Regions from separate parts of the Homo sapiens genome. Here regions 1, 2, 3, 4, 5 and 6 are each linked to region 7. The links are chromatin loops, found by intact Hi-C in ENCODE. Cell type or tissue: dorsolateral prefrontal cortex. All regions are shown on one strand.

Evidence for each region. A loop is a pair of places that touch in the nucleus more often than their neighbours do. Peaks named below come from ENCODE experiments on the same cell type or tissue, not always from the same donor. Only the 100,000 strongest peaks of a DNase experiment are listed, where the experiment ranks them.
Region 1: a loop joins it to region 7, with 2.2 times the contacts of the local background. A loop is called at or near these places in 11 of 110 quality-filtered maps.
Region 2: a loop joins it to region 7, with 10 times the contacts of the local background. A loop is called at or near these places in 70 of 110 quality-filtered maps.
Region 3: it touches region 7 in a loop (4-fold over the local background); 46 of 110 quality-filtered maps call a loop at or near these places.
Region 4: a loop joins it to region 7, with 4 times the contacts of the local background. A loop is called at or near these places in 40 of 110 quality-filtered maps.
Region 5: a loop joins it to region 7, with 4 times the contacts of the local background. A loop is called at or near these places in 66 of 110 quality-filtered maps.
Region 6: it touches region 7 in a loop (5-fold over the local background); 9 of 110 quality-filtered maps call a loop at or near these places.

The regions. Positions count from the first base shown.
Region 1 is chr3:71,464,624-71,468,623 of GRCh38, forward strand. The region is part of intron 3 of FOXP1 (forkhead box P1); the gene reads right to left. Among named protein-coding and RNA genes, the nearest start is that of MIR1284, 75 kb to the right of the region's middle. In dorsolateral prefrontal cortex, no CTCF peak of the experiment used is centred here; a DNase peak (open chromatin) is centred at 2,062; H3K4me3 peaks cover 1,061 bases.
Region 2 is chr3:71,063,635-71,067,634 of GRCh38, forward strand. All of the region lies in intron 7 of FOXP1 (forkhead box P1), which reads right to left. Among named protein-coding and RNA genes, the nearest start is that of FOXP1-AS1, 220 kb to the right of the region's middle. RefSeq lists an enhancer at 1,466-1,966. In dorsolateral prefrontal cortex, no CTCF peak of the experiment used is centred here; DNase peaks (open chromatin) are centred at 507 and 1,687; H3K4me3 peaks cover 2,966 bases; H3K27ac peaks cover 3,875 bases.
Region 3 is chr3:71,128,799-71,132,798 of GRCh38, forward strand. All of the region lies in intron 6 of FOXP1 (forkhead box P1), which reads right to left. Among named protein-coding and RNA genes, the nearest start is that of FOXP1-AS1, 160 kb to the right of the region's middle. RefSeq lists an enhancer at 927-1,669. In dorsolateral prefrontal cortex, CTCF peaks have their summits at 1,149 and 1,870; DNase peaks (open chromatin) are centred at 1,823 and 3,363; H3K4me3 peaks cover 3,509 bases; H3K27ac peaks cover 4,000 bases.
Region 4 is chr3:71,246,233-71,250,232 of GRCh38, forward strand. All of the region lies in intron 5 of FOXP1 (forkhead box P1), which reads right to left. Among named protein-coding and RNA genes, the nearest start is that of FOXP1-AS1, 42 kb to the right of the region's middle. In dorsolateral prefrontal cortex, no CTCF peak of the experiment used is centred here; a DNase peak (open chromatin) is centred at 1,580; H3K27ac peaks cover 224 bases.
Region 5 is chr3:71,005,412-71,009,411 of GRCh38, forward strand. The region is part of intron 12 of FOXP1 (forkhead box P1); the gene reads right to left. Among named protein-coding and RNA genes, the nearest start is that of FOXP1-AS1, 280 kb to the right of the region's middle. In dorsolateral prefrontal cortex, a CTCF peak has its summit at 1,613 (motif pointing right); no DNase peak of the experiment used is centred here; H3K27ac peaks cover 3,604 bases.
Region 6 is chr3:71,021,260-71,025,259 of GRCh38, forward strand. All of the region lies in intron 11 of FOXP1 (forkhead box P1), which reads right to left. Among named protein-coding and RNA genes, the nearest start is that of FOXP1-AS1, 270 kb to the right of the region's middle. In dorsolateral prefrontal cortex, a CTCF peak has its summit at 1,517; a DNase peak (open chromatin) is centred at 1,502; H3K27ac peaks cover 3,612 bases.
Region 7 is chr3:71,585,050-71,589,049 of GRCh38, forward strand. FOXP1-DT (FOXP1 divergent transcript) reads left to right here. Exons shown (of 1, transcript NR_182289.1): 1 at 1-2,360. Among named protein-coding and RNA genes, the nearest start is that of FOXP1-DT, 2.1 kb to the left of the region's middle. In dorsolateral prefrontal cortex, CTCF peaks have their summits at 1,695 (motif pointing left) and 1,897; no DNase peak of the experiment used is centred here; H3K4me3 peaks cover 670 bases; H3K27ac peaks cover 1,686 bases.

The DNA of each region.
Region 1 (4,000 bases), 120 kb before region 7:
CTTCTCCATAGGCACTGCCAAGAAGCAAGCTGGCCTCTGCTCTACCCTTTTCACCCCCAAGGTGAGGGGATGACTGAAGACAAGTGGCCTCTCTGATTTCCGCTCAACAGTCACTTCCTCAGGGAAGCCGAGGCCCTTGACTAGCCATTACAAAGGTGGCACACACAGAGGACTGACTTTGTGGCAAGCAGGGGACTAAGCAGAAGTGGGAAACCAGACTGCCCCAAGTCTAGTCTCCAAACTGCCCCCCTTCCCCTTACATAACCTCATAGGAGCTACTTGACATCTAACCCTTAGTTTCCTCATCTGTAAAATGGAGACTGTAGCACCTGCCTCATAGGGTTTTCTACCATGTGTGGATCCAGTGAGCTATTGTAAGCACTTAGAAGATGGCCAGGCTAAGGCTGGGCACAGTGGCTTAAGCCTGTAATCCCAGCACTTTGGGAGTCCGAGGTAGGCGGATCACCTGAGGTCAGGAGTTCAAGACCAGCCTGACCAACAAGGAGAAACCCCGTCTCTATTGAAAATACAAAATTAGCTGGGCGTGGTGGCACATGTCTGTAATCCCGGCTACTTGGGAGGCTGAGACAGGAGAATTGCTTGAACCTGGGAGGCAGAGATTGTGGTGAGCCGAGATCACACCATTGCACTCCAGCCTGGGCAACAAGAGTGAAACTCTGTCTCAGAAAAAAAAAAAAAAAAAGAAGAAGAAGAAGAAGAAGAAGAAGAGGGCCAGGCTAGAATTGTCATCTTCTTCATAACAATGCTATGAAGTGGAGACTAATATGATCTCCACTCAGCAGATGGGAAAACTGAGGCACTGGGTGCTTAAGGAATTTGCTTAAGATGGAACAGCCAGGACGTGGTCTAACCTAAGCCGTCTAACTCCCTGCTCTGTGAAATCTAACCTTGTGCACGTCCCACAGCCTCTGTTTTACATCACTGAAGATGGCACTGAAACCTCACGTTTATTCATGCAATGCTCCACAAGGGCAGGGTCCGTGCTTGGTTTCACTCATTGTTGTCTTAGCACAGTGGAGGTGCTCTAAGAGTTTAAAAAAAGAGCAAATCCATCTTTCCATCCATCTAAGCTAGGGGTCCTTAACCCCCAGGCCACAGACACGTACCAGCCCATGGCCCGTTAGGAAACCGGATGCACAAGAAGTGAGCAGAGGGCAAGCAAGCATTACAGCCTGAGCTCCGCCTCCTGTCACATCAGCAGCGGCATTGGATTCTCACAGGAGGGCGAACCCTATTGTGAACTGTGCATGTGAGGGATCTAGGTTGTGCACTCCTTATGAGAACCTAACTAATGCCTGATGATCTGAGGTGGAACAGTTTCATCTGGAAACCACTACCCCCAACCCCTCGCATCCATGGAAAAACTGTCTTCCATGAAACAAGTCCCCGGTGCCAAAAAGGTTGGGGACCATTGATCTAAGCAACATGCTGGACAGATAAAACGAAACACTTATAAAGCTGGCAACCAGGCACAAGTGCGTACAGACCCCTTGGAAACAGATGCCAGCCCATCCTAAGCCTGCCCCAGACCTTTCAAGGACGCTTCCTCTGCCTTCTCTCCACCACTGACTGCTGCTCGACAGTACCCAACCTCTCTGCTTTCCTGGCCTGCCCTTATTTTTGTCTTGGGGCTGGAAAAAATCTGAACAGGCGAGCTGCTAACTTTTCTCCAGAAAACAACTTTCCCCAGCTATTTGTCAACTTCTGTCATTCAAAGGGATACAACACAAATGTATATCTTTAATGAAATTCACAGTCAAGGAAAGTTGTCATCATCTAGTTATATCTGTTATGACATACATTTCATTTTGTTCAATACATAACAGAGAAGCTATTTAATCAAACAGAAGATTCTTGCTAAAATGACAGTCCAAGCAATGTCCAAACAAGCGTTTATTATGCTATGCGAATCTGATCGGGATTGGATTGTTTTCAGCGGAATTTTTTTTTCCTTCCTCTTCCATTGAGAAAATAGCTTAGGGGGTGGGTGCAGAAAACAACACTGGACAATGGAGGCGGAGTCTGATGCTGACTCAGCGCTGAGTGCAGGGACGTGAGCCCCACCCCAGAGTTTACAGGGAGAAAGTAGAAAGATATATCCGACCATCGGGAAGGTCACAAAGAGCACTGCCTAGGGCAGGGGGTTGCATCTTCCCTCTCCTTACCATATAGTTCTACATGAGAGACGCAGGTACAAGCTCTAAACACAGACACATGCCAGGAATGATGACATCTGTGTTTCTCAAGTGATACTTATCCTTGGATACGTTTTGTTTGTCTTTACAATTTAATGAACACTTAGCTTCAATGGGAAAACTCATGTTACTGCAGGAGAATTTAGTGGGTTGGGGAGCCAGCCCAAGGCCAGAAAAACAAAAAGAAAAAAATGCTGAAGGAGGTGACTGGGTACTTGGGCTTTGGGCACCACAGATGTTGCGAGCTTGAGAAAAAGGAAACATTATTATATGTGTGTGTACGTGTGTGTGTATGTATGTGTATATAACAAACATACACGTATATATACATACACGTACATGCATACATACTTATGCCTATGCACATACATATATATACACATACATATATACATACACACACATATATACCTATATACCAGTAACGTTCAGAGGATGATAAATTTCTTCCTTCTGCTTCATTCACCACACAGTACCTGGAACGAAGTAGGATTTCAGCAAAGAATTGTTGGATGATTGGATGGGTAGATGGATGAAAAGACAAGTTAATAGAAGGATACATGGGTAGGTGGGTGGGTGGTGGACAAATGGAATCTCCCCAAAAAGAAATGACTGATGAAAATGATTTTAATACATTATTCTAAGACACGGCGGCCCTTTATCCAGGGACTTCCTCCTTACTATTGTTCAAGGTGTGTCCTCAGCCATGCCACGACAGCTCTTGTATTAAAGGAAGAAAACGTCTTTATAAGATAGTTGGGGGTAGCCTGTGGCTAAAAAAACTTTCCTTTTCCTGAGCCAGGTTAATTGGTCACCATGGCAACAATGACAAAGACTGCCAATTAGCCCAAAACTTTATATTACTATGCTAATCTTCTAAGTAAATGAGGGATGGTGGAGCCCAGTAATTCTCATACTGAAAGACTTGTTAAAACAAAGATCGTTGGATCTCCCTCTTTGAGTTTCTGATTCAGGAGGTCTGGAATAGGACCCATGAACGCACTTCTACCAAATTTCCAGATGATGCTGATGCTGCAGTACAGGGACCGTGCTTTGTGAGCCACCAATCCTGACAATCTACAAGGTTCCACAGATTCCAATATGTTACAAGTCTATTCATGATCTACCAAAACTCTTCTTAGCTGAATGGACTTGGAAAAGTAGATCCACCCTTATTTAAGGTACCATAAAGGGTCACAGCATTGTTAAATATAAGATCAAGATACCTGATCATTCCAACAGTCCTCATTAGGTGGGATTTTTAATCCTTGGAGAAGCAATGTTTTTTTTTTTCTTTCACATTCCTGTATTCATTTTTGGTGAGATAAAAATACCTGTCCAAACATTTGAAAAAATGAATTTCAAAAATTCAATCACGATATGATGACATAAATTGAACTCAGGAGTCTGTAAGAAATTTCCAAAGGGTCATCTAAGTCATTGCTTGGCTTCAAAAAGGATTTGCAAATCAGCCACCAAATGTCAATAAGTATGCCTGATTGACGTGAAGGTGAAGGACCCCAACATTTCTCCTTGGTGTGACTGTCCTGTTCCAGAGTCGGGCTACCTTGAAAGACTCTTGCCATGTTCTCACATCACACAGGGATCTCACCTGCTCTTCGACACGTGATACCTTTCTAATGTTAGGTCTCTGGAGAACAGCGGGGTGAACAGCCCCTTGCTTACAATTCCTTTTGTTATGTATAAAGACATTAAAACTCCCACCCACCCCCAAACCAGGCTTCTCCTCTATATGTTAAGTAGTTTCCATTCCTTTAACCGTT
Region 2 (4,000 bases), 520 kb before region 7:
CTTAAGCAGATTAGTCATTGATAGTATGATTCACATTTCCTGTTATCAGGCTTAATTTTTCCCCCACATGTGTCACTTTTAGAATGCTGGAATCTATGGAAATGAGGTGATTTGCATTTTAAAATTGGTTTGATTAGAACATTTGGTTTGTTTGGACAAAAATATAAAATTACTAGATATTTTACTTGTAACTGCCAGGACTTGAAGGAGTTAATCCCAAAGAGGAAGAGTCTATATGTACTTTGCTCTAAAACTTTACCACCCACTTCCTAAAGGTCCTCTCCTTCCCAACACCGTACTTGGGGAGGAGAGGGGTAAAAAGTCCCGTTTCCACTGACCGTCCTTCATGCAGTTCTGACAGTTGAGTTAGCTACATTCAGAGCCGGTTCAGCTGGGAGTACCCCGTGGCAATTCCTCAGTCTGCTGCACGTCCAAACCCAAACCCCGCTCACTACTTAATTAACCAGCCAAGTAATGCAACAGAGGCTTAGAATCCCCAACCTGCCAGAGTGTTCCATTCGCTCGCTCGCCTGCTCCGGTGTGGGGCTCTGTGCCTCTCCCTCCCCCTTTACTGTGTGTGAACTCGTCGAATTTGAACAGCTAAGCTGAAAATAGCCTAGACAGATATAGAAACAAACTATCAGAAGCAAAGAAACATCCACATGGGTTACACTGAGATGGAAGGCTCCTTGTATATTTCACACGCTCTGAAAGTGACAGAAATCACACCCCAGATACGTCCCCCGAACGGAGTGATGGCGAGGGCTTCACCAAAGTGGCTGCGTGAAGGCCAGACCGGCAGAAAATGAATCGCAAACGAAAAAGAGAGAGAGAGAAACACACAAGCAGGACTTCCTCCAACTCTCAACTACACCCCACCCATGAACATTTAAAAAAAGAGAGCGAGAGTGTGAGCCAAAGAGCAAGGGGGGTGGGGGGGTATCTCTCTCCAGGACCCACAGGCCTGCAGCTCCTTTTTCTTGCCCCTCCACTCCCTCCCCGCCTCCACTTCCAGAGCGCAACTCCTACCCAACTTGGTAAACAGCGAGGATGAGGATGATTTTTTAAAAGACTCAACTTCAGAACCCTCGGGCTCTCCTGCCTTCCCCAGCGAGGCCCCCAGGAAGCGGGCGCCGCGGAGCCGGGGGAAGGAGAGCGAAACCGGCAAAGATCAATCAGAAGGACCAACCTGACACTCTCCATGTAGCCGCCAGGCGCGCGGAGCCGGGCTCGGGGCGCCCGCGCGGGCCGGGCGTGGGGTCCGGCGGCCTCGGCGTGCAGGCGGACTGCACGCGCGCAGGGGCGCTCCGGCTCGCGGGCTGACAAGACGCGCCGCGCCGCGCCCACCCGCCCCGCCCTGCTCCACCAATCACAACCCGCCTCTAAACACCCCGCGCCGCGCCGCGCCGCGCCGCGCCCCACACAATGGGCTCCGCGGCCCGCGCCCCGCGCCCGCGCGCCCCGGCCCCCTCCGCGCGGCAGGTGAAATCACGCTCGGGTGCCACCCTGCTTTTGTCTGGAGAGCAACTCCACTTAATAGCTGTTAACCCGGTGACCCGCCTCCGGCTGACGTCTGGGTCGGCCGGGCTCGGCGCGCACCGCTCCCTCTGGCCGGGGCTCTGCGGGGCCGGGGCTGCCGGCGGGGCGGCGTGTTTGTTTCGTCTTTGAGACTGACAAAGAGTTGTCCTAACCTTTCCGAGAAACCCGGGAGGCCGAAGAGGGGCACCCGGCGCTCGCGGCGCCAAGCCGACTGCTCCGAGCAACTGTTCGGCTTCGGGAGGGTACGCAGGTCTCCTAGGCAGCGCAGAAAAGCGCTTTTCCTCGAAAACCTCCCTGGGAGGAGAACTTTCGCTTCACGTCGGGGGTTTCACAGAGCCTTGGCCTCCCCACACCCCTTTCTTTCCCAGAGTCGGTCTCGCCAAAGTGTGCCAGTGCGCACCGAGGAAAACTAAGCCGACGCGGGGTGGAAATAAATAACAACCAAACGTGCCTCGTCGCTGAACCAGGCGACTTCCCCTCTAGAACGACAGCTGCCGAAGAAAGCATCTGCCACACGTTTGCTAAGAAATAATTCTTTAAATTCCTTTCTTATTTATACAACAATAGCAACAACAAAAGCTACTCTCAATAAGCACTTTAGGATGACCTTCTCTATTAGAAATAGTCACTGCTCTTTCAGGCTATTGAAAGCTGAGTATAGTGTTTTTTTAAAAAGTCAACAATGTGCTAAACTTTGTTGGCTCAACTGACACGACTTAAGCGTCAGGTTAATCTAGTCCATTTCGGCGACTCTAAAAAAATCACCTATTTACCACCTTCAAACTTGGAGAAAAACTTCCTGGCCTGTATATTTTTTAAAGACACACACACAAAATCCCCACACACATTTTTATTCTTTTTCTCAAAATATTAGAGGAAAAGGAGTAGTGTGACATCAATGAATGCCTATTTGCCTTCAAAAAAAAAAAAAAAAAAAAGGCAACAAAATCTGACCCAGTAATCCCAGGAATTTTACTTGAAAGTACATTTTGATGTGAAGTGTATTAAATGCAGGTTACTACAGACCAGAAAGAATATTGGTAATATTTCCAATCAAGCAAATGCCTGAATTTCAACAGGGTCAGCGGGGAGCAGACAATTCCCTCTTTACTCTGGCTGTAAAAGAGACAAGCGCGAAGTGACCATCAAAGTATGATCAGATGTTAAATGGGCACAGCGCAGATCGCTCTTCACCCTAAAGTGTTTTTGTGTCAGATACCAAATTTATTAATGGGATTTTTTCAGGTCACAAAATGTGACCCCACCCTCTCATGAATATTCAACAGAGAACCAAGGGCTCTTTTGCGAGGTAGAAGGACCTTAAATCTGCCAGAAAGTCCCCCGACTATCAGTAGAGTTCTGACTCTTAAAGAGAAAAGGTGCTCTTTCCGGAGGGGCTGGCAGAGAGCCCCAACGGCAGGAAATACAAATAAAGGAAGTGCTCTCCAACCAATGTACAGGGAGAAAGTGGAAAGAATCATTTCAAAACGCCTAAGTGACTTTCTTTTTCCCAAAGTATTAAAATTGAGTTTTAATGTTTATAAACAAAAACTGGGATGTACTTTGAATATGCAATGTGTTTTTATTTTAGAAACTAAGTTCTTCATGAGGCATCCATAAAACTCATGCATGCTTTCAGAAGGTGGACTAACTCCTTAGCAGGTCAGTGTTTATCAGCTAATAGTCTGCAGGTGCATCAAAACAAACAATAAACAAGCAAACAACATTACAGACGCTCATGACCCAGCTGTGGAGACAAGCCTTAAACAAAATAATTAGAGAGTGATGCAATGCAGTGCTTACTCAACTACTAAATTGCACGGTGGTGGCTGTAAGCACCATGGGACCACAAAGAAGGAGGAGATCACTAGGAGGAGGGGTCTGGGAAGGCCCACTGGGGAGGTGGCATTTAAAGGCTGATGGTTTGGGTAAGGGGGAGGTGACAAAAGAGAGAGGGAAATGGCTTGGCATACTAACTTAGAAGCCACCTGGAGCCCATCTCGCCCTGTCTCCAGACAGACAGATGATATGGTGACTCAGAGACTACTTCTGGGCAAGGAAATGTCCCATCAGTGATAAACCTGGATAAACTACATATGCCCAGGCCACTTTGGTTAATTCTAAACTCCTGTGGTCCTGTGTACTTGCCCTGTATTTGGGATTCAGGAAGAACTGGAACTTCCATAAGTGGAATATAATATAAAATGTTAAAACCAATAGTAACTCAGAAGACTTCGTTAAAACCATTTATTAATCACTGTGAGCACCAGGTCATTTTAGAAAAGCTGAATAAGAAAGGCCAACAAAAAAATTTTGGATTGTGGGTGTTTTAACAGTCTCATGCAGTTGTCATAATCTGAACACAAATTCCAGCCCTCATTGTACAGAGGAGGAAACTGAGGCTTAGAAAAGCAAAGTGATTTCTCCCAAGAATTAAACATGGCCAGGTGCAGTGGCTCAT
Region 3 (4,000 bases), 460 kb before region 7:
ACCATTAGTTGCAATAGGCTAATTCTCAATAAAAAGCCTGGCAAATTCTCAGAAGGCAAAAAGCCTCCTGAGCCTTAAGGGTTAACTCACTTGCCTTAAAAAAAAAAAGACACATATAATTTCCTTTTATCATAAGACAATGCATTTATTATTTTCTGTATATCTGTTAAAGGGCATGGCTTTCGGAGTGGAAAACAAAACAGAACTTGGTCACATGTTTATTTGCTTCAGCTACTCCCTTCCCCTTCTGATAAATAATCAAACATGCCATCCAGAAAAAACAAAACGAGCGAGCTGGGAAATTTGATGGTCATCAAATAGACTAAGATACCAAGAAAAGCAGCCCACTGTTCCCACACTGAGTTTTCGGCCCCCACACCTACACTAACATCTGAGTAAATACCTTCAGTCACTCTTTCCATTTTCCCTGCAATTACTCCTACTGTTAAACAAATTGTCCTTAAGGCAGTCGCAAACATCTTATTTTTTCTTGCAAAAGAGAACAACTTCTGAACATTCAAAAAAGCCACCATAGCGATAGCAATACACACACATGCACACACACATACATACAATTATTTTATGTATCTAAATGTTTCTTCTATGAGAGGTTTGGACAACCCCAGAGCATATTTCTTTCTCTATTCTAATAGATGCTGTTTTAGATACTAAAATTTAAAAATATTTAGACTGCGGACTAGCAAACGAGGTTCACAGTAATAACAATTCTCTTAAGATCAAAAGAGCTTATTTTCCATTTCCTGTCTATTCCCTGACCACCATATAGTTAAAAAAGAAATATTAACACCTGGCTTACCAATTAAACTGAAGTTGGGGGTCAGGGAAGGGGGGTGTGGAGGGAGGGGAGAGAGGCAAAAGGAGTGACTACAGACAGGAAAAGGTGGAACCTTTTTCAAAAATGTCAAATCATGTGTTTAAAAAGTCATTTCAACAGAAAGGACTAAGAGAGCCGTTAGATTGCTCTTCTACTCAGAGCCAGGAGGCAGCCCAAGTCCAAGGGCTTTTCCTGCTATACTGATTATCCACAAGGAAAATTTTGAAAAGAGCCTTCCAACATCAAAGTTAACAACCATCACGGAAAGTGAGGCAGGCTTTCCCTTTCCCTCTGCAGCCCACTCCGTTGAAACAATAGGAATATGAATGAGATAATGACCGTGCGTGTTTCAGCAGTCTGACTTTTATTGGCATGAAATTGGTACAAATATTACCAAGACCGATTCACAAATGATGACGGTGTCGTGATGCAAACATCAGGGGACAATTCTGTAGATGCAGAATTACAAAGGCACCATCCCCACATTCTCTTACTACTTGTGATAACAGGAAGAAAAAGAAGGCAACACGAAACAATGTCACAGTAAGCAGAGAGAGGTTCCAATCTACGTTTAGCCTATAAAACTATCCTGACACCACCCGGCTGCTTACTTAGCTGATTATATCCAAAGACATATTTGAAAACAAGAGTGAATTAAACAAGGAGTTAGAAGGAAACGGTCCTCTCAAATCTCTAAAAAGAAAAAAGCCTCTGATGGAGAGAGGAGGGAAGGGGGAGGAAAAAAAGCAGTAAACAAGTTGGATCACCTTATTTCGCCCTTCAGAGAATGTCTGCACAAGAACGGATCCCTAGTTTAAAAGTTTAACCCAGCAAAAAAATGTTTCTTTTTCTCTGGACACTTACAGAGAAAATGAAGAGTTTGGCGAAGGGAGCCCGTACTGTCTGCCTTTGGATTTCCGTCTTCTTGCTGTAGATGGGTTCTGGCTGTTTCTGCGAAGCGGGGGTTGCCGAGTGGTAAAAAAGATGTTTGAATAAACAGGAAGTACTGTGCGGCTGAAGCACACTCGAAGAGAAAACACACTGGAACATTGCCCTTTGTAGGCAACCTCAGGGAGGTTTGCCTCCACAGTAGCTGGCTGGGCTCTCACTAAATGACAAAGAAACCACAAGAATTCCTCAAGTAATTCTTCACTTTCAAAGTTGAAAGATCAGTTGGAGCTTGCAGGTAATTTTCAAAGTTGCATTTAGCACTTAAAGAAATCTATTAATGCCACACATATCTAAACCGCTCCAGGTCTGCAAGCAGCGACACAGCACACGCAGTGCGCCCTGGCTAGACCAAGCCCTAGCCAAACACAGCTCATTCACGCAGACAAATACACACCAACAGGGTTTCGGGAAACCTGCTCTTGAGATATTTTTGTGGTGACATTTACATAGGCAGGATGCTTTAAAAGAAAAAAAAAAGAAGAAGAAGAAAATTCAGATTTTGCAGACTTTAGAGGATTTTGTCACATGTATTTTTAAAGAACACATCGTCCCGTATTCCAGGGATATGCCCTGGATCTGGCTTTGACTGGCTGTCCTTTACATTTTCTTTCTCCACCATCAACCAAACTACCTGTTTATCTCCAGATGCCTAGCTTGCCTAATGGAACACTCCTTAACCCGCCCCAAAATGATTGTCACAGTCCTGTCTTCCGTCACCGGAGTAATTCAGCAAATACTGTGAAGAAAAGTAAACTGCTGAAGGCACAGCAAGTCAGCTTGAAAAACAGGAGGAAGAGTTGAACAGCCATATTCAATAACAAAAAAAAAAAAAAAAAAAGGAGGAAGAAAAGGATTCCTTCTGAAAATGTATTGCTCTTGTGGCAATGTTCTTCTGCCACAGAAGCTACTGATTTGTTATTTAGCATGGAATGCTGGACTGTCTGTCATCCAGGTGCTAATACTCGGCTAAAATAACTCATTGGGAGCTGTCAGTGGGATGTTTACATAGGCCCCAATCTTTTCTTCATAGAAGGAAATTTTTTACTGGAATTCATCTTCTTTTGATCTCACATTCAAAGCAACGGCAGCTTGATAGACATTCAAGTCTGAAAGCAAATCCAGACGCTGAAGATAAACCGCCAGAAAATGACAGGCAGAAGCATCTAAAGCTTATAAAAATGAAGAGAACAGCATGTCGCCTGAGTATTACAATAGCAGAAATCAAGAGACATATTAGGTGGAACTGATCAGCCACAAAAACAGTTCAAAAGGCAGATCATAGAAACAGAAGACTAGGCTGGGGGAAAAAATGGGAAAGATCTGGTTTACTGCCTCATCTCCCTTCTGAGTCTCACAGTGCTTCCACGCCTGCCTTCTCCACTTTGGGGAGGGGTGGAGTATCCAATGCAAATGTTCCTCTCTAACTCAGCTGGTCCAGTTAGAGACCAGGAAATGATTTCCTAGCAATCCCTTTTCAAGGGGCAGGAGAAAAAGGCAGACTCTTACCTTGCTCAGTGTCCAAAATCCTGCATTTTATTAGCATCCCCTGCAGCTGCTCTGCGTTGCAGTATCAAAAGGCACACAGCCTGGGCGCCATGAAAGTGGGCGGTCAGGAAAACCATCTCTCAACAGAAGAGCTATAAGTAGTTCGAGATGGGGCTAGAGAGCTCTAAGCAGTCCAGTTCCCTAAAATGGCTAGTTATGGAATGAACACAAATGTTCCAGCCTCAGTCACACAAATAGATGTGTTCTGTCCTACAGATATGTAACTGCTTAACACCTAGTAGCTTTTAAGCCAACTAGGGCAGTTCTGTAAAGGAATTATCACAACTTTCTCAGAGACATGCAATTAAAAAAAATAAAGCCTCTTATTTTCAATAAAGTCAGTGCATACAATCAAATAGTAATTCTCCCAACAATTTTGTTCTTAAAGCTGTTTGTTAACAAACACTGAATGTGAACAGGCAGCATCAGGTTAAAGGGCAACAGAATTCCACATTATAATTTAGCCTGCGGTTATTCCTGATTGCAAGCACCCTCTGGGACTGCAAAGCAAGATCTTCTTTTGCAGCACGCTTGGATTTTTAAAATTAGTGCCCCTCTTTTTTTGCATAATAAACCAACATTAAAATATGGATTAAAAAATGTACAAACCAATTTTTAAAAGCTGTAATCAGTTTAGCATTTGCCTTGTGCAAACGAGTCCTGGGTAAC
Region 4 (4,000 bases), 340 kb before region 7:
GTGCTTCGGTAGCGGCCAGCCCTCGGTGTGCAAGGACGGGAGGACAGGGACAGTGATGCTGCCTGCGAGAACCCGAGAAACCTTCTGTGTACCAGGCATCGAGGCAAAACATGTGCCATGAGCAAAAGGGCACAGGCAGGGGGATAAATGATACATGTAATTAAGAATGAAGCCAGGCTGATCTAGCAAATAAAATGCATGTGGCCCTGGTGAAACTTCCAAAGCTCAGAAAGAGTTCCTCCCTAGCCTGGAACCTCTGGGCTGCCCTCTAAACTGCCTTGGTTCTTATCAGATCCATATCGTACAGAAACCTAAAACCCCTGCAACTCATGTTTTATTAAAACATGTTTAGCATTCTTTTTAAAGATAGGTTTTAACCCCAAATACCCATGAAATTAAATCTCCTATGCCACTTATCTGCACTGCTGGGCAAAAACTAAAGTTGAGCTAAACAGAGAGATAGCAAAATCAATAAATCACACGAAACAAGTAGCAGTTCAAAAGTTCAAAGATATGATGGCCAGTTCAGCGCGTCTTAGCACTCACCCAATAATAACTCGTCTCCGTCACTCTTCATCGTATAGACAATTTCATGGCATCATTTTCATTAGCCTGTCTCAGAGAAAATTGCTAGCTATTTATGTATACGCTCAAATAAATTAGCCATTTCATCGAGCAATGTGATTCTTATAAAATACATTAACACAATACTCGATTTTCCAGTTGCAGTAAATAAATAAATCAATACATTCAATACAGGGTGATTCTTTCACTGTGGCGCTACAGCTCTCAGCATAAGTGTTTTTATTGGGTTTATTTGTTTCAATAAAAATTGAAATGGGCCAGTGATCTCAGTGCTAGCATCTTAAAAAAAAAATCCATCCAATATTGGGGAAAGTATTGTGCAGAACATTCAAACTTATAATTTTATTCAAGAATCATTTTCATTATGTATTATTCCACAACCTGGTTCTGTTGGAAAATTTCACAAAGGGAAAGGGGGAAATCCTGCCAGGTGTTTGACTCTGGTGGCGTTTCTGTGCTGCAGACCCCAGTCTGAGGGTGATGCTTCTGAGAGACAGCAGCACTTGGCTGAGCTGCGACCTTCTGCCTGGAATGTGCCTCTTCCCTGGGCAGGGAGAAACGACAATGGGACAAGTGCCAGATGGCCTCCTCTGTCACACCTTACGGAATGCCATTGATTGTGGCTCAGAGAAGGCCATTTATTCCAACCTCTGGGGGAAAGACCGGGGTATCATGACTGCAGGGAAGAAGAGAGAGGTGTGCTGCTGCTGTAAATAAAATCAGGCCGAGGGCCTGCGAGCGACTTTGGTGGCGAAATCAAGACACACCAGGCAGGAGATTTTCTCCAAGTCACTAGCACAATGAAAAGGGAAATATGGTAGTGGATATCTGTTGTTTTTGTCTGCCCAACATCCATGCTCCCCTTTCTCTGATGACACTAGCCTGATTTTTCTTTTGGGGAAACGCCCATTCTCCACTCTCAGTCCTAATGGTTCACAGGAGGCTGATGCATCTCTCAGCTCCAGAGGGTGGAGCCATAACCCAAGTCTGACCAATCAGTGAGTTCTGCTCTGCCAGCAACACTGATTGGCTGATGGATGGACATGTCCCAAGAATGATACTCAACTACTAGCATTCCATAGGAACTATTGGGAGACAGAAAGGCTGTCCTTCTGCTGGCTTGCTAAACTTTTAAATGCATGAATCGGGCTTGCCTCCACAAAAAGAGAGCTGGCTGAACAGAGGCCAGGACACAGCGGCAAGAAGGTGAGCACAATAGCAAGACAGATTCCTAACAATGCTCACAGAGAACAGGCCTCCTCTTGGACTTGTCAATTACACAAGCCAATTAAATTCCCTTATTTGCTTAGCCAGCTGGAGTTGGCTTTGGGTCATTTGCAACCATAAGGTGCCACACAGGAGCCCAAAATAGATAGTGTTCTATATGTAGCTCTCCTACTCTACAATATATGTTAGCCTTTATGGGAAAGCAAACCAACTAAGCACACACAAATCAATTAACTCTCATAACTAATATTCAAAATCTGTAGGATCTCGTGTTTCCTATGTAATTAACCAGTTCATCAGCCATGCTCTCTTCCTGCTAATAATGGAGTTGGAAAAAGAAGTCAGGACCCACAGTCAGAAAGAACTCAAGATGATCTCAAAGCAAACTAAACTGGAGGTCTAAAAAAATCCAGCATGGCCAGGCACGGTGGCTCACGCCTGTAATCCCAGCACTTTGGGAGGCCGAGGCAGGTGGATCACGAGCTCAGGAGTTCAAGACCAGCCTGACCAACATGGTGAAACCCTGTCTCTACTAAAAATACAAAAATTAGCCAGGCATAGTGGCGCGCACATGTAATCCCAGCTACTCGGGTGGCTGAGGCAGGAGAATCGCTTGAACCTGGCAGGCGGAGCTTGCAGTGAGCCGAGATTGCACCACTGCACCCCAGCTTGGGCAACAGAGCAAGACGTCATCTCAAAAAAAAAAAAAAAAAATTCAGCATGAAGTCGAATACAAACTTAAGAAGTTCCTCTCCAGGCTCCTCATAGTTATGGTTCAGTCAGGGATGGACCAACCTATGAGATTAGGGGAATGGCCAGCTGGTTCACACAATAGGCCTCAGGCCTGGTGTGGAGTCCTTAGTCTTGTGGTCACTGATCACAAAAAAGCCAGTGGGAAGGGTAGGAAGGAGAAAGAGCTGCATTGGTCATTGAAACAAGGCCAACACAAACTTCCCAGCCCCAGCACTTTCTGAATCCTTTTGTGTAGAATTTCTGCAGATGCTGGAAACCCAGGAGGAACCAAAGTGAACATCCTAATTTAGCATTGGAGGAAAGAAAATAACTGAATGGAGTTTAGAGTCATGTGGATGCCAGAGGCCATAGGCAAGCTAGAAACAATATAGTAAGAATATTTAAGCTGGGATGGAGTGGGCAGGGTCCTGGCGCCTGCCTGGCATTTAGCCCTGGCTCCAGCCCAGCCAACCCAGCAAACAGGGCCTTGACTTCCTCTTCCTGGGTGGGAATGAACCCCAGATCAATTCAGTCAGCCTTTCTTGGGACTAGTAACCATAGTAACATAAACAATAACAAAAACAACAATAGAAGCTACCATTTATTCTTAAATATGCCGGCAGTTATACTAGTCACTTTACATGCATTTCCTCACCTAATCTTTACAATTGCCTTGCAAAATGCAGGCTGTTATTATTTCCATTTTGAAAATGAGGAGACTGAGGCTCAGAGAGGTTAAATAATCTGCTCTTGGCCACACAACAGCTAAGCAGTGGAGTCCGGATCTGAACCCAGCCCTCTGGCTGAGACACCTGATCCTTGGACACCATATTGGCATCCAACTGCTGCTAAGCAGGAATGTCAGTACCAGCCCCTGTTGCTCACACAAATGCCCTGAATAATGAAGCTGGCCTGGAGTACAAGCCAATCCACTATACCCCAAGACATCATGACTTAGATGGCTGGCTCCACTCAGTTGGAAGGGAGAGGGAAAGTGAGGAGGGGAGAAGACAGAAGAATAAAGGGAAACAACACCATGGCTGCCCTATTTCTTCAGCCTCAGCAGCATCAGTGTCAACCAGACTCCCCATGCAGCCCAGTGGATCCTCCCTTGCCTCTAACTGGGGGCCATGGGACTCAGAACAAGTCTTTTCTGAACGTAATCACAGGTTTAACCCTACTTAGCACCAATATTATATCCAGAACACATGTTGTCTGACATCTGTATAAAGAGAATTGCTTTAAAACTTGAACTGAGGAGCTGGGGGCCACAGAAGTCCACCCCACCAGACAGCAGGATTTTTTAACCTCAGTACTAGGAACATTTTGAGCCAGAAAATTAATTATTCATTGTGTAAGCTACCCTATGCATTGCAGAATGTTGAACAGCATTCCTAGATGCTAGTAGCACATGCCCCCACCGCATTCGTGACCTCCAAAAACGTCTCCAGACGTT
Region 5 (4,000 bases), 580 kb before region 7:
TTTTTATTCTTCTTCAAGACTATAATATAATTTTCTTATCTGTAATAGGCAGAATTCTACTGAAACACATATTAAATCTGAGGATTAATATATTATTTGGGGGAAATGTATATCACCATAAAAACGAGAATAGAATTACACAGTCAAGACACATCATGGATGGAAAACACATTTGGAAAGAATGTGACCCTGTTCATGCATCTCCAAAGACCCACCCTTGATAGGATTGAGTTTAAGTCTATCAAACACAATGTACCTCTTGTTTATCACCATATGGAAGAAGCGCATAAAAAGCAGACGTGAAGAGATTTAAAAAACCTTCCAAAAATAAAGCAAGAAAATCCAAAGCAGAAAAGGAAAAGTAGAGCGCTTCCTTTCTGCCTGTGAGAGACGGAGAGCATTTCAACAGCTGATTCCAGCCTCGAAGTATACAGCACACATAAAATAAATACAGGTCACAAAAATTAACAAATCATCATAACTGTCTAATACATCCTGGGCTGGCTGCGGAAAAACAAGATCATTCTGGATTTATATCTGTAAGTATGGGATTTCCTGGACAGCTAATATCCACAAACAATCAAACACAGGAGGAACACGGGGGAAAAAGGCAGCATTATTTCAAATTTGAGCTGAGAGTCGTGATTTGTAAAGGGCTGAACAGGAACTGGAGTTGAAATTTGAAGCAAGGAAATTCTTGTACTAGGCACTGATGGACACTTCTCTGTTTCTCTTGGCTCCGTACAGGTTTTTAGGTCACTGGGTTTTGAACGTAATGCCAAATGAGAATCTCGCTAGTACAGAAGCTTTGAAAATGACAACTAACTTAATCTCTCAATTTAAATAAAATAATAATAATAAAAAAATCTAATGATACTTCACTCAAGAGTCAGAGCTTTTTATGAGACCTGTTGCCAATATTAGTGTCTTGGAATGATCTCATCTTTCATCCTGGCTAAATTCCAACACACAATTTCATTAACCCAGGTACCGCAGGTGATAAAACTCATTTTTCCCTAAAGAGACAGCTAAAAAGTACCAGTTATACGTTTATGAAGTACCAGCAATCAAAATTATGGATTTTCTAAAAGGTTTTTAACTACTTTTATTGAAAGGAAAATCGCTGTCTCAGACTTTTGTGACACTATTGCTAATAATAAATTTTACCATTTAGACATGGCCATAATATGGTAGACAGTGTCAATAAAAGTATGGAGCAAAGATGATCCCTGTCTTTTAAGTAATGCCTTCTAATTACATGCCGGAAATGATCACATGAAATACCTAAGCTAACTAATGGCTCTTAAAATATAAGAACACTCAACAATGCATCTACAGTGATATAGATGTACCGCATGCACATATGCAGTTATATGTAGAATTAATTGCATAAGTAGACATTCAAAAAATTTTCCAATGTTTTCAAAGCCTACAAGAAAAATTTAAATTTAATTTGCATTTCTAACTAAAATCTGTTTGTTGAAAAAAAATGCGTTCAAATGTTATTTGCTTCCTTTTGAGCAAAGAGGTGGCACTGGGCCTGTTATCTTTGGCAAACTTGTCTAAACTTTTCTATCTAATATTCTATATATCACTAGAGGGCACTGTGGTATTTAGGCCACTTTGACCTCTTCGAGTACTAAGAAAGGTCTTGAACTCCTAAGCAATGTCAGAAAGGTTAAAAAAGACATTAAAAGGGGGAAAAAATTTTTTTTGGTAACACCCTATTTTTATTTTTCTAAAACCAATAAAAAATGCATGATAAGTAGAAAAGTCAAATTCATAAAAATATACAGCTCATTTTGCAATACTCAAAGACTTGTCACCTCAGATCTGATGGGGAAAATTTTCATCCTCATCTTCTCGAGATTTAAATTGTGAGGCTGGAATTTGATTTGCATACATCCACAATTATAGACAGCTATTCCCTCTACATGGCTGAAGTCTCCTACACTAACTAGAGGTAATTTCACTGCAGAACATTCAGGCGTGCAAGCCGAGAGCCACAAATGGGTTTGAAACAATTTATGATATCCGGCCTCCTTCGACATGTATTAGCATATACCTGGTTTCTTTAACATACACTTTGTTTTTCCAAAACCACAAACATAGTTGCTGGAATTTCATGTGGAAGTGCTTAAGGGGCTGAAAGTTAACACCTTTGTGATCCACGCTGCCTCATGGTGGCTGTTAAACAAAAGCCTCTTTGTCGAGGCTTTCTTGAAGTGTTTTCTTAACATGTTCCAAGTAGTTTTAGGCAGGGAACTAAAGTAAACAAGATGTTACCATGATAAAAACACTTGTGAAAACATTACAGAGCACACTTAGTAGTTTCTTTCACACAAAACTCTTCACAGTTTTGAAAAGTAAAATTCACAGAAAAAAATTTTAAAAAGCAAGTTACCAATGAAATGTCCTCTACTGTCTACAGCCCTCGACCTTTCGGGAAGGGTCAAAGTTCCATTTCTGGGCATTTTCTTCAACATTTCTCTGTCTTCCATTACAGCACATATACAGTTTATTTTGGCTTTCATAAATTACATACATCTAACAAGCAAGGGAATTTTTGTTTTGTTCTGCATGAAGTTTTTCTCCCTGAGAAATCACCAAAAGAAAAAAAATTCTTTTCAAATAGGATACTAAGCAAGGATACAAATGATACTTTTAGTAGACGTTATACAAGTGGTCACTTAAAAGAAAAACTAGGAGAAATGGAAACATTTTCCCCCAAGCACATAAGAGTACCTGGTGTTTGTGAAACTATGGGCCTGCATTTGATTTTACCTTCTAAGTTAAAAACAGGGAAATGTGGTCAGGATTTAACCTTCAAATCTACTCCTCATTTTGCCAATGCATTACATGAGCATTAAAAAAAGGGAGGGGGAGGAAAGGGAAGAATTACAAATCCACGTTTTTACTAGTGAAGATTGTGTCTTTCACCTGGTTTGAAAAGAAGAAAAAAGAAAGGACTCAAGTGGGGAGAAGATGGAAGAACGCCGATGAGCTTCACACCACTCTGGATGATACGGGACTTGTTTTTGTTTTTCTGTTATCGGAGGATGCCAAGCAATGCAGGGCTGGACGATTTCATTAGAGTTAGCAGGAGCACCTGCTGCTATCAGTTAGCACTAACAAATGCAACAGTCACATGATAACTCATGGTTGATAGATTAAAAAAAAATCAACACTAAAACTGCAAGTTGTTTTCAGAAGAAACAGGGAAATAAATGCATACAATAGACTGGGTATCTGCTGATTCTGATAAAGCGTCCCTCTGTTGGCGGTGAGGGAAAGACAACAGGATGGTTATTTGTACAGTATTTATCTTTGAAATCAAGGGCCCTGTGGTATACCTCACCTTGGGAACAAATGCTGCAGAATGATCACAGAAAAGTGTCAAATCTCTGGTTTTGATTTACCAACAGTTATGATATTTCTTCCTCAGGAGGGAAAAAAAAATATGCTTCAGTTTTAGACCTGTGAGTCCCCCCCACCTCTCTTTTTTCTGAACCCCTCTCTCTGTTAACAGTGGCACAGTATTGACAGATGGGATTTTTATCCTGAAGAACCAAGCTTGGCCTCTGTAACAGTTACAGCTTATTAATCTGGAGCTGCAGAAGACCAGAAAGCTGTTACCTGGCAAAGTCACTTCCTCTCCCTTAGTCTGAACCCTAAAAACTGGGTGGAAGAACCCAAGATCAAGGAAGTACAGCAACCATGGTTGGTCAATGAAATCATGGGGGCGGGGGGGGGGGGGCGCATGACACACGTGGATATCTCCCCTCAAATATGACTAACTTGAGGGTTCTGTGAATCCAAGCTAACATAACCCTGGATAGCTATGTCCGGGGCCACAAAAGCATTCCTCAGCTAAAAATATGTTGGTGACACCAAAAATGGTACAGCAAACTGTGGTCCAAGGGACACAGCCATACTCGTTCCTTGTTCCTTACGCATGGTCAACGGCTGCTTTTGTACCCCAATGGCAGAGCTAAGTCGA
Region 6 (4,000 bases), 560 kb before region 7:
TTTTGGACATTTCACATCAAGGGAATCATACAGTATATGTTCTTTTATGCCTGGCTTCTTTCACTTCCCATAATCCTCGGAGTTTCATTCGTTTACACTGTAGCATTTACTAGTACTTTATTCCTTTTTGTAGCTGAATAGTATTCCATTGTACATACATAGCACATTTATCCATTCATCTGTTGATGAACATTTGGGCTATTTCCACATTTTGGCTATTGCGAGTAGTGCTGGTATGAAGGTGTATGTACATGTACTCTAAGTATCTGTTTTCAATTTTAGGGGATATCTACCTAGAAGTTGAATTGCTGGGTCCTATGGTAACTCTACGGTTGACATTTGGAGGAACTTTGAGACCGCTTTCCAAAGCACTTTATATTCTCACCAGCACTGTGTGAGGGTTCTAATTTCTCCACGTCCTTGCCAATACTTGTTACGTATCTTTATTCCAGCCATCCTCACAGCTAGGAAATGGTACCTTATTGTGCTTTTGATTGAATTTCCCTAATGATTAATGAGGCTGCACATATTTTCATGTGCTTACTGCTATGTGTGTATCTTCTACAGCAAAATGTCTATTACGAGCCTTTGCCTATTTTTTAATTGGGCTGTTTTTTGCAAATATTTACTCCTGTTTTGTGGGTTATCTTTTTACTTTCTTTACGGTGTGCTTTAAAGCACAAACATTTTGAATTCTGATGAGGTCCAATTTATATATTTTTTCTTTGGCTCCTTCTGTTTTTGGTGTTACATCTCAGAAACCATTGCCTAAACTCAAGGTAACAAAGAGTTACTTCTAGCTTTGCTTTAAAGAACTTTATAGCTTTAGCTTTCACATTTAAGCCTATGGTCTGTTTTAAGTTAATTTTTGCATATGATATGAGTCAGGGGTCCAAGTTCATTTTTTTTAATGTTGTCCCAGCACCATTTGATAAAAACACTACTCTATCCCCAATGAATGGTTTGATAAAAGTATCAAACCATTACTTTTGTCAAAATGAACGTAAATGTAAGCGTTGGCATTTTTTAAATTTCACTTTTCTTAGATTTCTTTTTCCCCAACATACTGCTCATGTTTTCAAAAGAATTTATAGTTAAAATTATATAACAACTTTTGAAATTACATTAAGCTATAAAATAACTTTTGAGGTTTGACGGGTAGGGGGAGAGATAGGTTTTTAATAAAAATAAAACCATAGCAGCTGAACTTTTTGAAGAATAAGTGCCTAAGGGCAACTTTGTTTCCCAGATCCTGTTGATCCTTTGTGTACTGAAAAACCTTTGCAGAATGAATGTGCTATGTGGCTTTCTCTGCTTAACATGTAAATGGAGTGTAACTGTTCCTTTTACTGAGGGCCAGCACTATTTCCCTATAGGAATGGTTGGGAGCATAGTGTTGGGAGGCCTCATTTGTCATGATAGCTCTGCTTGTAACCAGGAATCCTGCGAGTCCTTTCACTGCTCTGCCCTCCAATTCCCTCATTTGAAAGCTGAAGAGAATCACACAAGAGCTCCTCCCAGTGGTAAAACCTCCACCAAACTTCCACCAAGGATATGCAGATGGCATAGGGAACAGGCACCAATGGCACATCCTGGTATTGACAAGATGAATAAGGAGTAGGTGCTGAATGGAAATCCATTAAAGGAATGAATGAAGCCCCTCAGGAAGGAGTATCGGTGTCTTCATCATGGCTGTGGAGCAGGGGGCTGGTTGCTATTCCCCTCTCACTCATCCCTGACCCACAGCAAATACACAAACCAAAAGGCACTATGCATCCCCTTTCCCACCTCCTTTGACTTAAAAGCTGTTCTGCCTCCCTCCCTTCCCCCACTGGCCACCTTCTTCATTCCCACCATTTAGGACTTTCATCCGTCCAGCCAACATTTATGAACTCCGACCCTGAGACAGGCACCGAGCATACTCATCAGTAAGGCTGCTTTGTTGACAAAAGACTTCCATGTCTCTCTTTGTCTGTTATCCTTCCAAATTATTTGGTCTCATGTCCATGTGCACAACTTTATGTCAACCTAACAACACTGTAAGCCACAGAATCCTCCTTTTTCAGGTCCATCCCAGCCTGTGATTTTTGTCTGCACGGTAAGAGACTGCTTATTCCCAGCCAAAACATTACATTAAATCAGACACCTTGGGTTTCTAGAAAGCTGTTCTCTTCATATACAATTTTAGCCCTATCTACTAATAAAGAGTGTCTTAAGCTACACTTACGCTACAATGGCAGGCATCGATGGAAGCCACTACTATTTTAAAGCTTTCAGATTTATTTGCTGATTCTTCAATGACAGCTTATACAAAATGATCCTACTTTCCCTTTTCTCTCTTCACTTTTTAGTTCTTATCACATTTCCCTGCCTGTGACTCTGTTATCATAGCTTACTTTCAATGAGATTGTACCGAACCATATCATGTACTTCTTAGGTTTGAAGATGGGAATACGAATTTGATCCGAGAATATTCTAGTGATGAGGTCCTATCTGAAAATATAATCAGACTTCTGATTTGAAATTACTAAATTTACAAAAACTAATTGCTATCAAATATTTGTGAAATATTTGATCATTAGCTCGAATGAAATATGCTCAGTCACACAAAATGATACCAAACTAGACGAGCTGGCCTTGAAACTTGATCGCAACGACCTTTTCTAAGAAGAGCAAGGTAGATTCACAATCTCAAAGAGATGATTCCTTAAATACTTAGCACCACTTTCCACTTTACAGTGTATTCTTCTGGCGTTTTTCATACTGTTGTATATCCCCTCGAAATCAGCTGGAAATCAGCTGGAAAAGAAATCACAATCTCTTGCAGAAAACAGAACGACAGGTAAAGTTTCTTCACATTCCATACTGTAGCATCGGAGGAAAAGGTCTTACACCTGCCCAAAGACGAGCAGATGAAACGTGGGAACAGGAGAAACGACGATGCAAGGGCCGCATGCGTTTCCCTGGCAGCTTTGTAAAAATGACCTTTCTCCTTCAACTGTCACTGAAAACACTTTGAGAAGCAGATGGGCTTCTTATTTCACACCGAAGAGTTGGGAGACAACTTAGACACTGCATTTCTAGCACACTGCCTTAATTTTCACTTCTCACTCACTGCAGAAAAACACCACCCTACATGTTTATTAATCAGTTTTCCAAAAGTAAGTTGACAATGGGTCCTGTAATCCTCCCACAAAGAGAAGGGTGTTTTATTAAAGCCTATTAAAGGGCCTACCCTAGAGTGAATAAGGATGGAGTTCTCTACAAACTGTAACAAACACACATGCTTCTCCCTTTCTCTCTCACGCAGGGAATCCTTGACTCTCCTTCCCCAGAACGCTCATCATCTCAATTTTCTGCTGCTTTTCAAATCATGTTTAATTAGAGGATTTCACATTCCCATGTGATACGATATTCATGAGTAAAACTTGCAATTGGAGTGACTGTGAATTAGTCTATTAAGTGCCAGATTTGTGATTTTAAACAATGATGGAGATTATTGTTATTATCTGCTCTCAATATTGTGCTCTGAGATGTGAGGACTACCTTAACTAACTTTACATCTGAAATACAAGCTATTAACCATTTATGTCCAGACTTAGTTTTTGTTCCCCCCTTCTTTCTTGATTTGCAAATTATGCTGGGAGAAATAAGAGAGTTATTTTTCTATAGTGGTCCTCAGGGCATGGCTCATGGCCAGTGGTGTGCTGGGTGGGTTTGCATGGTATACCCTCACTTCCATAGTTCTGGACTTATATTCATCTGCGTTGGATAAAGTTTTTATGAGTACATCAGAAACATGATTTCTCAGTAGTTACTTTTTATACAACCTATTTAAACGAGACGATTTATGAAAAATATGAAGTAGATAGTAGTAATAAGTATATGCAGACAAGCCAAAAATGGAGAATGGCAGGAGAATGACTCAAAGAATGTTGACTGGGCCCTAAGGGACTATAAAAACTGTGTCTGGGGAAAAGGGCATACAACCTTCCTTTCC
Region 7 (4,000 bases):
GTTGAATTTAGAAATTCGAAGGAATAAACTAAGAGCCTGAATTAAATGTTTTGAAATATACATACATAAAACAAAAGACACTAGTATTTCTTTCACTTTTATCAATACGCATAGAGAAGGAAGCAGAGTATGTGTTTCCAAAACGTGACTTGGAAAGCTGTAAGACCTCTATGTCTTGTTGTTGTTGTTGTTGTTGTTGTTAACAGAAGTAAATTTTTTCAGACCCACCACCACAGAAGTGGCCAGACTCCCAAACCAGCATTTCCAGCTACTGGCTGGCTGGTGTACACCAGGCCAATTCTTTATGAGAATATATTAAAAGTCACCCCTGTGGATTCCTACAAAGTACTTCCCCTTGCGGGGAGGGGAGAGGCTTACTGTCCCTTTGGTCTTGAGACCAGCACAGTTGTAGATAATATCCTGAAAAGGTTATTATTAAATTCTTTCGCGTAATGCCCCTTTACAAATATTGTTAAACATTAATTTACAGAAGAACTTAAATCTTAATTTCAAGGGTGGCATAAGACTATCGCTTTGAAATTGTATCTTTCGCAAGTTAAAAAAAAAAAATAACAAAGCCATTCGCTGATGCTACAGAATAAAAGAAAGGGAGGCTGCTAAGGTAATTTCAGCCTGGTAGAATTCACATTGCATGCATGCTGCATAAAGTTCCATGCTATCCAGATAAGACTATTCACTGAATCTTTTAGACTAGAATCTAGACCAATAAAATGCATTTTAGTTTGTATGGAATGTCCTAGCTTCCTAGAGGCTAGGGTTCGACGTCTTGTTTGTCAAGACATAAAGGGATTAATGACATACCCACTGTGTGCTAGACCACAGAGTGGGCACAGAGGGATGAAAAAATAAAAATTCCTGCCCTTGAGGAGCTCACAGTCTAAGCTGTCAATAATAACATCTAACATTTATTAAATACTATGATCTAGGCACTGAACTAAAAGCTTTATGTCAACTCAGTTAATACTGCCAACAACTCTTTGACATCACTGGAAATTCCATATGCTGAATTCACACGGAATTAAGTGGAAATCTACAAAGTAGCCAGTCTACTGGTTCTGTAGTGGTCAACCTATTAAAAATGGTTTTTAATTTCTAAAGTACTTTATGCCAAATATAACATGTTTATGGTATATGCCTGACTGTAGAATTATAACTCAGGGGAATAACGACTTATTTAAATGTAACAGATCTATTCATAGTCTGTAAAGAACAATTCATCCTCTGATCTTGTTTTTCAGATTAAGCAGTGTGTTTATTAAAAATTATTATCATCGCAATACTAAAAAGATCTTTAGATTGCTGCTAATCTGATTCTGCATTTTAACTGCCTTAAATTCTACATTCACTTGCAAGTGGGGGCCACAGTCAGGTTGGCAACAAGTTTTGCAGACAAAAGGAAATCCTGGTTGTAAATCCCATGATATATTGTACTCAATTTTGTATGATACTGTCTAATGTGCTGTGCTGCCTTATTAAAGAACTCGATGTCCATTTGGTTTACATTAGAGGGAAACTTAACTGCAGCTTAACATATTGTTCATTTTCAACACTGTCACGTTACATTCGTGGGGGGCAGATTTTAATTTCTTTATCAGTAATCAACTGGAAGTTTCTTTTTGTTAAATTAAAGCAAGAAAGGTTTTAAAATAAAGGGCATGGGGGTAGGACGCCACCTTTTGGTGATAAAACAAATAGAAATCCCTTCTGAAAACAGATGTTCCTGACATAATTTTATTTTTAATTACACCAAGGCAAAGGTGCTTGTCCCCATTTCGTTATATTTTAAGTAACAGGAGAAAAAAAAAACCAATGTAAATGCAAAATTAGCAAATTATAGTTAACTGCAGCCAAAATTTTCCCAAACGTATCAGAATATGTTAGTCCCCTGTCACATTACTGTTGATTGTATACACCAAACATGAGCTTCATTCACCAAATACCATGTCACTAAATATATGTACATTTGGGGAACAGAAACTGGAGTGGACATTTACCACCTGACGACGTACCTGAATGCTCTTGTAAGTTTTGAGTTGAACAAAAACTAAAACCACTTAATTTAGTGTTTCTTTAACCACAGTTACTGGTGTCCTGATTTTTGCCATATCTATATGACATAACAGTTCCCGAATAATTAATATACCATACTCATTGGAGGCCACTTATTATGGTAATTGTAGCAAACATTTTCATTTAAATCAACCTTCTTTTAATTTTTTTCTATTACTGCCTTAAATGGGAAATCAGTATCACCCACCATAAATTAAAAACAAGCACAGTAAAAACAAAGTCACTGATTTCTCTTTGAGGGTCAAAACAAAAATTAAAAATGATTTTTGAAAAAAGGAGGGAGAGTGGCAAATGTTGAGAAGGGTTAAGGACAAGAGTATCAATGGAAATTTTTGAATTTTTGTTTTTTCTCTCTCTTTTTTTCTGTTTTTTTTTTTTTTTTTTTTTTAACAACCAGAAGGATTTAAAGTGATCGGAAAGGAATACAGTTCTCAATGTGTGATTCAGTGTTATGCCATCCTAGTGCCAAGGTTCCTACACTTTAAAAAACATGGGCATAACTAAGAATATCGCATTACAGATGAGGAATCTAAGGCCCAGGGATTTCATTTGCCCTCCAAGGCAAAATAAATTTGGTTACTGGTTGGACAAGGATTAGAATCCAGGTGTCCTGACTTTGTGGGTTTCCATCTCACTCTTTCCACTAAAGTGACCAATCCTCAGACTTAAGTGGTTTGTCTAGCTTCTCAGAAACAGCTAACCTACAGACCCCTTTACAGATCTGGGAGAAACTGAGGCCACAGAGGGTCAAGAACAAGTTCAACCCCCTGCTCACCGTCCTTTCTCTCCACCCTCTCTCCATAGATGTGACAGACATCCAGGTGGGGGTCAACACAGCAAAGAAAGAAGGGAGGGTTGAGAAGAGAAAAGTGGATTCAGAGAGGGGAGGTTAGTAAGCGTGGGCAGACCATTCTCTAAATGAAAGCTTAAACTCAGTTGCCTTCCAAGAAGATAAAAATGGCTAATGAAAATCATGTGCTTCACAGTAAGTGGTAAGAGGAGCCCATCCTCTGTGTCCTCATGTCCCTATATGTCCACACCGGAAATCAGCAGGGGATCTCTTGTTTTAAAGTATACAATATTAACAGGCACACTCTGAGACAAAACCACATTTGATAATTTGAGTGGGTGGAAAAGCTAGTCAGGGAACGGGGAATGACCCTAGCTTAAAAAGTGTTTTCCCCCACAACAAAACTTAAGAGGCTCAGAGTTAAATCTAGAAACAATAGTGCTTTTTCTGTTTTTCTAACTGGAGAGTGAGACCTTAGTTACCAAGACTGCACTTGCTGCTTTTTTTTAAAGTATGCAGTTATATAAACATAAATAAATATGGCCTGCAAATATTTTTATGTTTTTCTAAATTGGTGATTGTGAAAAGAGGTTGTGCATGACTGTACTGTATGAACATGGGTCTCAGTGGACTGTAATCCTCATAAACTACAAGGTACGGTGAAGCATTTGGCCAAGTATCATCAATCCAAAAAGCTGTTCTAATGCCCTGAGCATTCCCAGTGCAACGTTGGTACCTTGGAAACATGTAAAAGGAGTATGGGTGGCTCAACCCCATCTGCTACAGGTACTAGAACAATCTACAGCCTTACTATGCAAAATGAGATGTGCTGACCTGCAGAGCACCACCTCCAGGTTATGTCAAAAATGCAGAATGTCAGGCCCTACCTCAGACCTAGTGAATCAAATATCTGTATTTTAAAAAAATCACCCAGCCAAGTCTCACACACATTCAAGTTGGACAAAGGTGATCTATAGTACATGTGGCCCCTTATACAACAGGCTGCATCTCAATATCTTGATAGCCTTAAACTATTTCACAGGTAGTCCTGTAAGTCTGCCATACATGATTCTCCAAACTGGCATCTTTTATAAACTTTGTTGGTTCCTTATTTTTCAA